Linked DNA regions of Homo sapiens: region 1 is linked to region 2. The links are chromatin contacts, found by Hi-C or POLR2A ChIA-PET in ENCODE. All regions are on one chromosome and are shown on one strand. Each heading gives the region's core, a stretch centred on a gene start or an enhancer-like site at or near the end of the contact. The rest is flanking DNA. Distances are from core to core; before and after follow the strand shown.

Region 1 (5,859 bases), core at 3,084-5,583, 40 kb after region 2:
TGCCTTGCCACAGCTGGGGACAAGGGGTGTGGCAGGCCGCAACATGACTCTGGGTGGCTGTGATTCTCTCAGGGATGTGGAGGCTCTCATGCTCTTGGGTCCTTCCCTCTCTCATGCCCTTGGGTCCTTCCCTTTAGGTGGCGAATATGCATGGGCTCTGCAGGATAGCAAGGTGCGGAGAGATCTTTTTCAAGGAAGTTATGAAACCCTTATTTGAAGGCAGATCTGGAAAAGAAAACTAATTGGCTGTGTGACTTGCTCTTGCATCTTTGTTTTTTGCCACCTAAAGAGTGGAACCAGGCCGGGCATGGTGGCTGATGCCTGTAATCCTAGCACTTTGGGAGGCCGAGGCGGGCGGATCACCTGAGGTCAGGAGTTCAAGACCATCCTGACCAACATGGTGAAACCCTGTCTCTACTAAAAATACAAAAATTAGCCGGGCATGGTGTGCCTGTAATCCCAACTACTCAGGAGGCTGAGACAGGAGAATCACTTGCACCTGGGGGGCGGAGGTTGCAGTGAGCCGAGATTGCACCATTGCACTCCAGCCTGGGCGACAGAGCAAGGCTCCGTCTCAAAAGAAAAAAAAAGAAAAGAAAAGAGTGGAACCAATTCCTCCCTTCATTGAAATCTTTTCCAGAGGAGGTAGGTGCTAGGGCATGGTGGTGCTTGTTTCTGGCCACTGGGGGACATGACTTAGGGCATTCTAGGGAGCCTCCTGTATTTGTTTTACATAATGGGATGTTAGCAGCCACACTCTGTGCCTGGGTGCAGAGAAGTTTTGTGATGATTGCTGGGCAAATATAAAAGAGATCAAGGAGGAAACATTTGCTTAGAGGTGATGGCCTTGTGGGAACTCTTTTTTTTTTTTTTTTTTTTGAGACGGGGTCTTGCTTTGTCACCCAGGCTGGAGTGCAGTGGCGCCATCTTGGCTAACTGCAACCTCCACCTCCCGGTTTCAAGTGATTCTTCTGCCTCAGCCTCCCGAGTAGCTGGGTGGGACTACAGGCGCGTGCCACCACACCTGGCTAATTTTTGTATTGTTAGTAGAGACGGGGGTTTCACCACATTGGCCAGGCTGGTCTCGAACTCCTGACCTCGTGATCTGCCCACCTTGGCCTCCCAAAGTGCTGGGATTACAGGCATGCGCCACCGCACCCAGCCGTGGGAACTCTTACAATGACAGATGTTGATTTATACAGAGTGTGTGCTGATGTGTTTTTTTAAAAAGGTGTTTATTCTCACATCTTAATGAATAATATCATTAAATCATTTGGGAAATCCAGAAGCTAGACAGTGAAGATCCAGGGATAAAAGATCCAGCCCATCTTCAGAAGGAATTCGCAGGATGGAGAATGCATTTAATTCAAGAGACAATTGCAATAAAGTCTGAGTAGCTCTAAGAAAGAAGTAGTGGGTGTTGTGGAGCACCTAATTGGGAGGTCGAACCCAGCAGGGGTGGGGTGGTGTGTTCTCCGTCTCATCCCCAAGCCCTAGGAACTTGTCATTCCTGACCAATAGGTCGGTTGAGGGGAGAATGGTCATGAGCAAAGGAAGGTCAATGTCAATGTCAATGTCACTTGGGGGGTGGGGGGACCACACTAGTGGGCTGTGCTGGGCTGTAATTCAACAGATCAAAGCACTCAGTGCAATTGGTATGCCTGTTCGTGAATATGAAAGTCACTTTGCAAGTGGTCACTCAATGGGAGTGGAGATGGGTACTCATGCCAAGAGCAGCTGTTGTTTCTTTGGTCTGCAGGATGACAGGCACGGTGCAAAGAACTCTGTGTCCCTCATCTTAGGTATGACCACACGAATCCTTGTCCTCAGTATTTAGTTGAGAAAACTTCCCCTCCACCAGATTACTGGGTGGTGGAGCTTCAGGTCTTTTTGTCTCTAAGGCCTGAGTCCTTCCCATGGATCTCCCTGCCCACTCCAGACATGCAATCTATGCTCATACATATGTAATTGACCCTCATAGAGTGGGATCAAATCAACTGTATTTCATTCTCCCCTCTGCACACTCCTACCCACGTTGCGAGAGGAGTCCTTCTCTTGCCCCTGGTTAGAAGCTTTTCCAGCCAGTCTCAGATAATATGAGTACCCAGTTCACTTTACATCCCAAAGAACCCTCATTTCAGTCATTGATGTGTCCCATCCATGTAGGGATCCAAACCCCAGACCTTCCTAAAGCTGCAACTTCTGCCCTGCTCCCGACAGCGGGCCTGCTGCTGTATGGTCAATTTTGCCTCTGTTTCTCTGCCTTTACCTCCCCTAGCTTGGTAAGCAGTTTCTGATCCCTGCAGGGCCCAGGTGGTGGAGGGAGGGAGCAGAACGATCTTATTTGTCAGGTTCTGTCCCAAACTTGTCACCGTATCATGTGGTAGCATAAAGGGAATATAATTTTAGCTTAAAAAATAAAAGCATATTTGTTTAGTTTTGGAGGAAAGAGATCACTGGGAAATAATAATGGTGGACAAAATATATTGAGCTATTTTTCTGTATTTTCAAACACATACACAACCAGAAGTGGCTACTATTACTTTTTCCCACTTTGTTTTTAAGAAAACAGAAGCTCTGAGATGAGTAATTTGTCAAGGTCAAATAGCTTTTTAAGTGGGAGAGCAGGGCTTTGAGCCCAGAGACTTTGACTGCGGAACCTGGCCTCTTTACTGCTCTGCTATATGAAGTTGGGAAATACTGCCAGAGCAGATTGCGTTTCCTTTTAATAGCTGGTATCAAAGCAAATCTAATGAAAACGTGTAACTTGAAAACAATGTCTCTGAAATTTATGCTCTTAAAGGGGATTTCTTGTGTTTGAAAATAACCAACTCAATTGGATGATATGTAAGGAATTAGGAAAAAAACCAAGCAATTCTCAAGGGAACTAATTTGTATAACTAGGAAATATCTCAAGAGAATTATTTCTTGCATTGTATGATACTTGGGAGCATATACCATACAGTCAGATTTGCAACCAGAAATAATTTGTTGTGCGAAATAAGACACCTTCCCTCCAACACTTGGTCTGTAGGGAGAGGAGACGAGATCACCGATAATGATTTTCACATGTAAGGCTGTGATTTCAGTTGTTGCAATTTGTTCCTTTCTCGACGCTTCAGTTTGGTTGGTATTCACAGGAGCATTGACATACTTTTTACATAATATAATTTTCCAAAGCGTTTTTAACCCAAGAGGTTGGAATATTTTGGGTGGAAGCAGGCATTTTGGACTGGGTACCCTGCATACACCAGTCTTCACCCTGTTGCCCAAGCTATTGTCTCTACTGTTGAACTTCTACTCATCATTCAAGGCCCACACAGATTGTCACCTCCTCATTGTAAGCCTTTCTAATTGTCAGAACAAAATGAGCTGCCTGCCTCCATTGGACCATAGCCAATTTTTTTTTTTTTTTTTAAGATAGAGTTTTTCTCTTGCTGCGCAGGCTGGAGTGCAATGGTGCTACCGCAACCTCTGCCTCCTGGGTTAAAGTGATTCTCCTGCCTCAGCCTCCCAAATAGCTGGGATTACAGGCATGCGCCACCACATCCGTCTAATTTTGTATTTTTAGTAGAGATGGGGTTTCTCCATGTTCGTCAGGCTGGTCTGAAACTCCGGACCTCGGGTGATCCACCCGCCTCGGCCTCCCAAAGTGCTGGGATTACAGGTGTGAGCCACTGTGCCCAGCCGACCATAGCCAATTTTGTAACTCACAACATTTTACCTTCTATTAGATTGTCCTGTCTTTGCGTCATTGCTCTGCTTAAAAGTTTCCATTTAGTAGGTAGCGTAGTCTTGTTTCCGTGCTTGCCAAACTATGGCCTGAGGGCCAAATCCAGCCTGCTGCCTGGTGTGGTATAGCCCTTGGGATTAAAATGACTTTTTGCTTTTTTAAATGATTGGGGGACATAGGCCAAAAGAAAGGTAACACTTCATGACACATGAAAATGATATAACATCCTGATTTCATTGTCCATCATTAAAGTTTTATTGGAGCACAGTCATGCTCATTTATTTATGCATTGTCGGTGGCTGCTTTTGCGCAACAGCGACTTTGAGTAGTTGCAAAACAGACCATCTGGCCCTCAAAGCCGAAAATATTTTCTATCTGGCCCTTTACAGAAAGCCTTTGTTGACCTGTGACACGGTTTGGCTCTGTGTCCCCACCCAAATTTCATCTTGTAGCTCCCATAATTCCCACGTGTTATGGGAGGGACCCAATGGGAGATGCCTGAATTATGGGGGCGGGTCTTTCCTGAGCCGTTTCTCGTGAGAGTGAATAGTTCTCACGAGATCTGATGGTTTTAAAAACGGGAGTTGCGTTGTACAAGCTTTCTTTTTGTTTGCTGCCTTCCGTAGAAGATGTGGCTTGCTCATGCTTGACTTCTGCCATGGTTGTGAGGCCTCCCCAGCCATGTGGAACTGTAAGTCCAATAAACTTCCTTCTTTTGTAAATTGCCCAGTCTCGGGTATGTCTTTATCATCAGCCTGAAAACTGACTAATACAACCTGTGTAGTAGAGCAGGGAGAAATCTCTCACATTTTAGTGTTTATCAGAATAACCTGGAGGGCTTGTTATAACCAAGTGTTGGACCCTACCCCTATAGTTTCTGATTCAGCAGGGCTGGGGTGAGCCCTGAGAATTTGCGTTTCTAAGAAGTTCCCAGGTGCGGCTGCTGCTGCTGCTGGTTGAGTCCTCTACTTTGAGAGTCACTGGTTTAGAGGTAAAGGACGGTCTCTGAAGACACAGATACATCTGGAGCTAGTTTCTTATTAATCAAACAGTTAACCTCTCTGAATCTCCATCTGTAAAATGGGGATAAATGGCAGCCTCTTCAGATTGTTTGAAGATTTGGTAGATAAAGCCTATGAAAGTTCCTGGAAGGTATAGTAAAGATTCAATACATGTTTTTCTCTCCTTCTTTCTGTTCTCTGCCTACACCTTGTCTCCCTCAGCGAAGGAACTGTAAACACTTCATTTTCTCAGGGACTAAGAACTCCCCTTCTTTATAGGGTTGCTTGGGAACTGTATAGTCGTGGACAAGTCCTGAAGAGCTTCCCTCTAGCGTCATACTTTTCATGTAACCCCAGGTAGGCTGGGAAAACCATTCCGACCTAACTTACTTGCACGCCTACTGTGTACAAGCATCTGTACTAAGTAAGAAAATTAACATCCAGGACTAGAAAAGAGATGATCTCTTAACCTGACAGATGATTTCACGACAAAGGCAGAGGCCAGGCCTTAAAAAAGAATGGTTGTGCTTTTGTTAATTATAACCAGCTGATTTTGTCTTCTTCCTTAGGAAGAATGATAAAGGGCAAGTGCTTTAGAAACCAAGCCGTGCTGAAATGTTTAAGGAACCAGATATGAGTGCATTCAAAAGAAATACAGGCAATTTGAAAGTAGTGTTTTTCTGGAGCTTGGCTTTAGAACCAGGGTTAAGCACACAAAACCCTAAGTTTTCCCTAAGAATTTTTTTCCCTTTGAAACTTAGCCATTCCTACTTCGTAAAATTGTTGTGAGGATCAAGGGAGATAATAATATAATTATATTTGAAAAGTATAAAGCACTGTTTACATGCAAGGGAATCAGGTTTAACACATTAAATGGAAATCAAATTAGGGACGAAAGAGTGCAGTTTATTGGATGAATAGCAGAGGGTTCAGAAAATCTGGGGAATGCTGTAGGAATCCACTTCTGTCTGTCTTAGCCTCTAGAAATGTGTGCACCTTAATTTGCTTGTTAAATTAATTATAGAGATAGTCTTTTGACCTTCTTGTTCTCAAATTTCTTACTTTCTCTGCATGTGGCAGAACGTGACAGATGAACAATTAATAGCATACAGTTTCCCTCCACAT
Region 2 (5,254 bases), core at 1,136-3,635:
CTTAGAGGAGCAAAAAAGGCAAGGAGTGTCTAGGAAACAGTGAAAGATTTCACGTAGCTAGAGGAGGGTGCTTGCGTAGGAGTGCTGGGAGATGCAAAGAATGGGGGCAGAGTGGAAAGGAATGCAAAGCTTGTTATCATGATGTGGAGTCTGGACTTCATTCAGGGGCAATTGGCAGGGTACTAAAGAGTTTTAAGCCCCTGCCATAACTAGGTAGGCATTTAGAAAGATCACCCTGACTACAATGTGGAAGATGGGTTTGGAGGGGAAAGCCCTAGAGGCAGGAGGCATCTGAGAAGCTAGTGCCACCTTCCAGGAGAAAAGGGATGCGTTGACCTGAGGCAGGTGAAGAAGGAATGGACTTGCGAGCTCTTTAGGGGGTAAAATGGACAGACCTGGGGACCAGATGGATGGGGATGAGGAAAGAAGGGTCTAGGATGATTCCCAGCTTTCTCCACTGGGAAACTGGATGAACGGTGGTGGCCTGCACTAGCTGGGAGAGGCGCAGGTTTGGAGCTGAGGGGAAGATGACAGTTCACATGTTAGTGCCCTTGGAACATTAAATGGAAGCTGTCCTGACCTCATCTGGGTTCCTGAGTCTGGAGGTGGTGGGTCTGGAGGGGCCCATGAGGCTTGTAGGCTGTGGGTGGTGGTGTGCAAGCAATGATACCCTAGACAGGGTGTCACCACTAGCAAGAAAATGCCCCATGATTGTTATTATTATTGTTATTGTTTTATTCTGTCCTTGCATGTTCCCCTCAAGATTCCAAGTCCTGAGGAAGAGAAGGTCCCTTTGGCCTGTGGGATCATGGGCCCACTCTTGACTCAGGGAGAGCAAGAAACTCTGATTTTCAGCTACCTAAGATGGCACAGTGGGGACAAGGAATTTCTCCAGAAGAAATAAATATATTCACCCTATGAAGAGGAAGTACGTGTCAAGTGACACCAAAATGACAAATATCCACTTGTTACTTTACCGTTTATTTCAGCCTCAGTTGTCCGCATGGTGAGTGCACCTGCCCCTAGCACTGCCCAGAGGCTGCATGAGTGATTTCACCTAAAGCTCTGGCACTCTCTGTTTGTATCATAGCAATCGCTTTTGAAGTGTTTATTACTTTTATTTACACCAGTAATCCACAGCGTCCTTCTTTTTATTTTTATTAAATTAATTAATTAATTTTTGAGACGGAGTTTCACTCTTGTTGCCCATGCTGGAGTGCAATGGCACAATCTTGGTTCACGGCAACCTCCGCCTCCCGGGTTCAAGCGATTCTCCTGCGTCAGCCTCAGCCTCAAGAGTAAGTAGTTGGGATTACAGGCATGCGCCATCACGCCCGGCTAATTTTGTATTTTTAGTAGAGACGGGGTTTCTCCATGTTGGTCAGGCTGTTCTAGAACTCTCGACCTCAGCTGATCTGCCCGCCTCGGCCTCCCAAAGTGTTGGGACTACAGGCATGAGCCACCACGCCCTGCCAGCCTCATTCTTTAGTTAGTGGGCGTGGGGCCAAACTATTTCATAGGAAATGTTTCAGAAAAAAGGCATTTCCCCAAGCTTGTCTCCCGGCGTCAGGCACTACGATGACACAAATCGCTTATGACCAGCGTTCACCGATGGCCATAGCCCGGTCACGATCATAGAGCACGGTTGGCCGGCTCCTGGATCCGTCATGACGCGCCGGCAAAGCAGCTTCCTCCCGAGTGGATGAACTAACATTTTTATTGAGCACACACCACGTGCCGGCTGCTATGCCAGGCACTTTCACACACGTTATTTTATTTATAATCCTCACCTTGACCCTGAGATGTGGATGGCATTTTCTCCATCTTAAAAATGAGAAAAAAAATAGGGCTCGGAAGCGTCAAGTAACTTGCCCAAGGACACGAGCGGAAAGTGGCGGAGCCTAAATGACAACCTGGGCCTGCCTGTCGCAGGCTCTTTCCACCTCGGCACGAGGAGGGCGCCCGGCGTGTGCGCGCGCGCGGCCTCCTGGTGGTTCTCCCTCTGGCCTGGTGGGAACCCGCGGGGCCTTCCCGAGAGCGGCCAGGGCCCCGGAGCCCGGCTCTGCGCAGGCCGCTGCCGAGGTCCAGTTCCCGGGGGAAGGCAGCTTGTGCTCTGGGCGGAGAGCCCGTGGAGCGACTCGGGTTTAATAGACGCGCCGGTCCTCTTCCAAGAGCCTGGAAATCTGCAGAGGGATCCCGCCTTTCCAGGGAAGCCGGGCTGGGTGAAACTGACAGGTCTTGGCGCGCGGAGGAAGGGGTGGCGGGGAGCCCGGCCGGCTCCCTCCCAGTCTGCGCTCGCTGGCGGCTCCCCGAGGCTCCGGGCTTGGCTCCGCGGTACCTCTGGCTGCAAACACATCGGCCCCAGAAAGTAGGTCAGCGTGCGGCAAGCTCTGTCCCAGGCGGCGCTGCCGACTCCCCCGCTCCCCTGGCCCCCAGTCTCCTGCAGCCTCCCCGGCCTGCGGTCGGCGCCCTTGCCCTCCCCCCGGGTCTGCAGTGTCCTCCTCTCCTCTGGCTCATCTCCTACTCGCCTCCTGCCCTCTCTTTCGCTCTCTCCGTCATTTGAGCCCCCCTCTTCTCTCTCTCGCTCCTCTCCCCTTTCTCGCCTCCTGCTCCCCCCAACTCCGTCGGTCTGACACCCTCCCCTCCTTCTTCTCCTTTCCTCTCCTCTTAACATCTTGGCCCATTCACTTCTGGTAGCAGTAGTTAATAATACAACCAATCTGTTGTCTTTTTAAAGAGATACCGTGCTTGTTTCAAAGAAATCAAAGGACGTAGAAAAGTTTACATGTGGAAAAAAAAGAGAAAAATCCCACTACTGAGAAATAGCTTTAGTTAACACGGGATGCACGCTACTCAGATATATTTTTATGTATACATAGAGTTAAAGGATATAAATATTTTATAAAAATGAGACCACAAATAGATGCTTTTTCATTAAAAGTATTCATATTAATTTAATTTTGTTTGAATTCAATACAAAAAAAACTACAGTATAGTGAAGTGGAAAGAATTGTTGAATTTTATTTTATTTTAATTATTTTATTATTATTTCTTTTGGCGATGAAGTCTTTTTCTGTCGTCCAGGGTGGAGTGCAGTGGCGCCGTCTCGGCCCACTGCAACCTCCGCCTCCCGGGTTCAAGCGATTCTCCTGCCTCAGTCTCCCTAGTAGCTGGGATTACAGGCATGCGCCACCACGCTCAGCTAATTTTGAATTTTTAGTAGAGATGGGGTTTCTCCATGTTGATCAGGCTGGTCTCAAACTCCTGACCTCAGGTGATCCGCTCACCTTGGCCTCTCAAAGTGCTGGGATTACAGGCGTGAGCCACCGCGCCTGGCCACGCCCGGCTAATTTTTTGATATTTTTAGTAGAGTCAGGGTTTCATCATGTTGCCCAGGCTGGTCTCTAACTCCTGACCTCAGGTGATCCGACTGCCTCGGCTTCCCAAAGTGCTGGGATTACGGAGTGAACCACTGTGCCCGGTCTGTACCCCTAGTACTTAGAACAGTGCCTGTAACATCGTTGACACTTACAGGTACTTACTGAATGAATAAATAATTGAACATGACTTGGAATCTTGCCTAAAAAACCTAGGCACCAACTTCAACACGGTGATCCAAGTACCCAGCTTTTCCAAATCAGTTAGACTAGGCTTCTAATGAGAAGGACGGGAGCTCTAAGACTAGAGGACTAGAGGTGTCCTAAGGCCATTAGGACTTTTTTTTTTTGAGACAGGGTCTCGCTCTGTTTTCCATCTCTGGCGCCATCTCGGCTCACTTGCAACCTCCGCCTCCTGGGTTCACGCCATTCTGCCTCAGTCTCCTGAGTAGCTGGGTCTACAGGCGCCCGCCACCATGCCTGGCTAATTTTTTTATATTTTTAATAGAGACGGGGTTTCACCGTGTTAGCCAGGATGGTCTCGATCTCCTGACCTTGTGATCCACCTGCCTTGGCCTTCCAAGGTGCTGGGATTAAAGGCGTGAGCCACTGCGCCCGGCCTTAGGCCGTTGTTAACTTCTCCATTGGTAACAATGGAGAAGTGTTTATGTAAATGTGGGGCCATTTGCAGCTCTTGAGATTAAGTGAGATCGCTGGTAGAGAATGGAGAAGAAGGCAGAATTCAAGTTTTCTTCCCTTGAGTTCATTTCTGTGCTGCTTCAATAATAGACACAGACACAGAAAAATCCATTTTCCCCACTCTTTTATTTTTGCTATTCTGATAATTTGTCCCCCTTTTAAAAATAAACTTCCCATGTCTTCCAAAAAAAATAGACCTATTTTTGATTAATATTAGGGACATCAGACCTCCACATCTATAAATTGTTAATCTGTGGAAAATCATAGGCTCTCAAGAAGAAGCAGGTTCCTCTGAGCTCACTCTCTATCTTGCACAGGATTTGCCACCGGGGAAAGGAGGTGCCAGCCTACCTTACCTGGGTGCTTCTTGGGAGGAAAGAAATGTGTCATTCTGCATCCCCTGCCTATGAAGACTAGAGACTCCATTACCTGGCTTAGTTTCCATTCAGCTGCAGCTCTCCTGAGCTGTGGCTTAGCATACCAGGTTCCCTCTGTAGAGGATGGTCCTGAATAGAAGATTGGGCTCCAAGGGCGGTCTTAGCCTTCTTCAGTCAGATATTTATTCAGTAAAGCCTTCCCTGATCACCTGGTCTATGTCAAGATATTTTTATTTCCTGCTTCACAGAACAAATACCATTTCTTGCAAGCACCTATCTCAGTTTATAATTATATATTCATTTGTGTGGGTTTTTGGGTTTGTTTTTTTTTTTTTTGAGATGGAGTTTCACTCTTGTTGCTCAGGCTGGAGTGCAGTGGCACAATCTTGGCTCACTGCAACCTCTGCCTCCCAGGTTCAAGCAATTCTCCTGCCTCAACCTCCCGAATAGCTGGGATTACAGGCGTCCACCACCATGCCTGGCTAGTTTTTTTGTATTTTTAGTAGAGACTGGATTTCACCATATTGGCCAGGCTGGTCGCTAACTCCTGACCTCAAGGGATCCATCCGCCTCGGCCTCCCAAAGCACTGGGTTTACAGGCATGAGCCACTGCACCCAGCCTTGTGTGGTGTTTTCATTAATGCTTGTCGTCACCACTAGACTATAACCTCCATGAGGGCAGGGGCCATATCTGTTTTTATTAACACAGTACTCTCAGAGTGTGTGCTTGGTAAATGTTTATTAGCTGCATAGATGGATAGGTGGATGAGCAGATGAATGGATGGACTGACAAACTAAGGA

What was found. Hi-C counts contacts between places; a loop is a spot of excess contacts on that map. ChIA-PET counts read pairs that join two places held with the same protein, here RNA polymerase II (POLR2A). Pooled maps may share reads with other maps.
Region 1: a loop to region 2 is called in a map of endothelial cell of hepatic sinusoid, with 4 times the contacts of the local background. The contact joins the promoter of ARLNC1 here to the enhancer-like site in region 2. A Hi-C loop is called at or near these places in 5 of 168 maps with a recorded cell type or tissue (Caco-2, ascending aorta, endothelial cell of hepatic sinusoid and 2 more) and 8 of 50 pooled maps. POLR2A ChIA-PET finds 5 or more read pairs at or near these places in 4 of 52 experiments (BJ, Caco-2, IMR-90 and 1 more).

Annotation. Positions count from the first base shown.
Region 1 is chr16:80,891,070-80,896,928 of GRCh38, reverse strand. It overlaps ARLNC1 (androgen receptor regulated long noncoding RNA 1), which reads left to right and starts at 4,333. Exons shown (of 3, transcript NR_131948.1): 1 at 4,333-4,424.
Region 2 is chr16:80,929,287-80,934,540 of GRCh38, reverse strand. No RefSeq gene overlaps it. Among named protein-coding and RNA genes, the nearest start is that of ARLNC1, 39 kb to the right of the region's middle. Within about 2 kb of position 2,385, at least 26 of the 41 ENCODE cell types and tissues checked have a DNase peak (open chromatin) inside an H3K27ac peak, as active enhancers do; they include ascending aorta, heart left ventricle and tibial artery, where a contact is called at or near this core.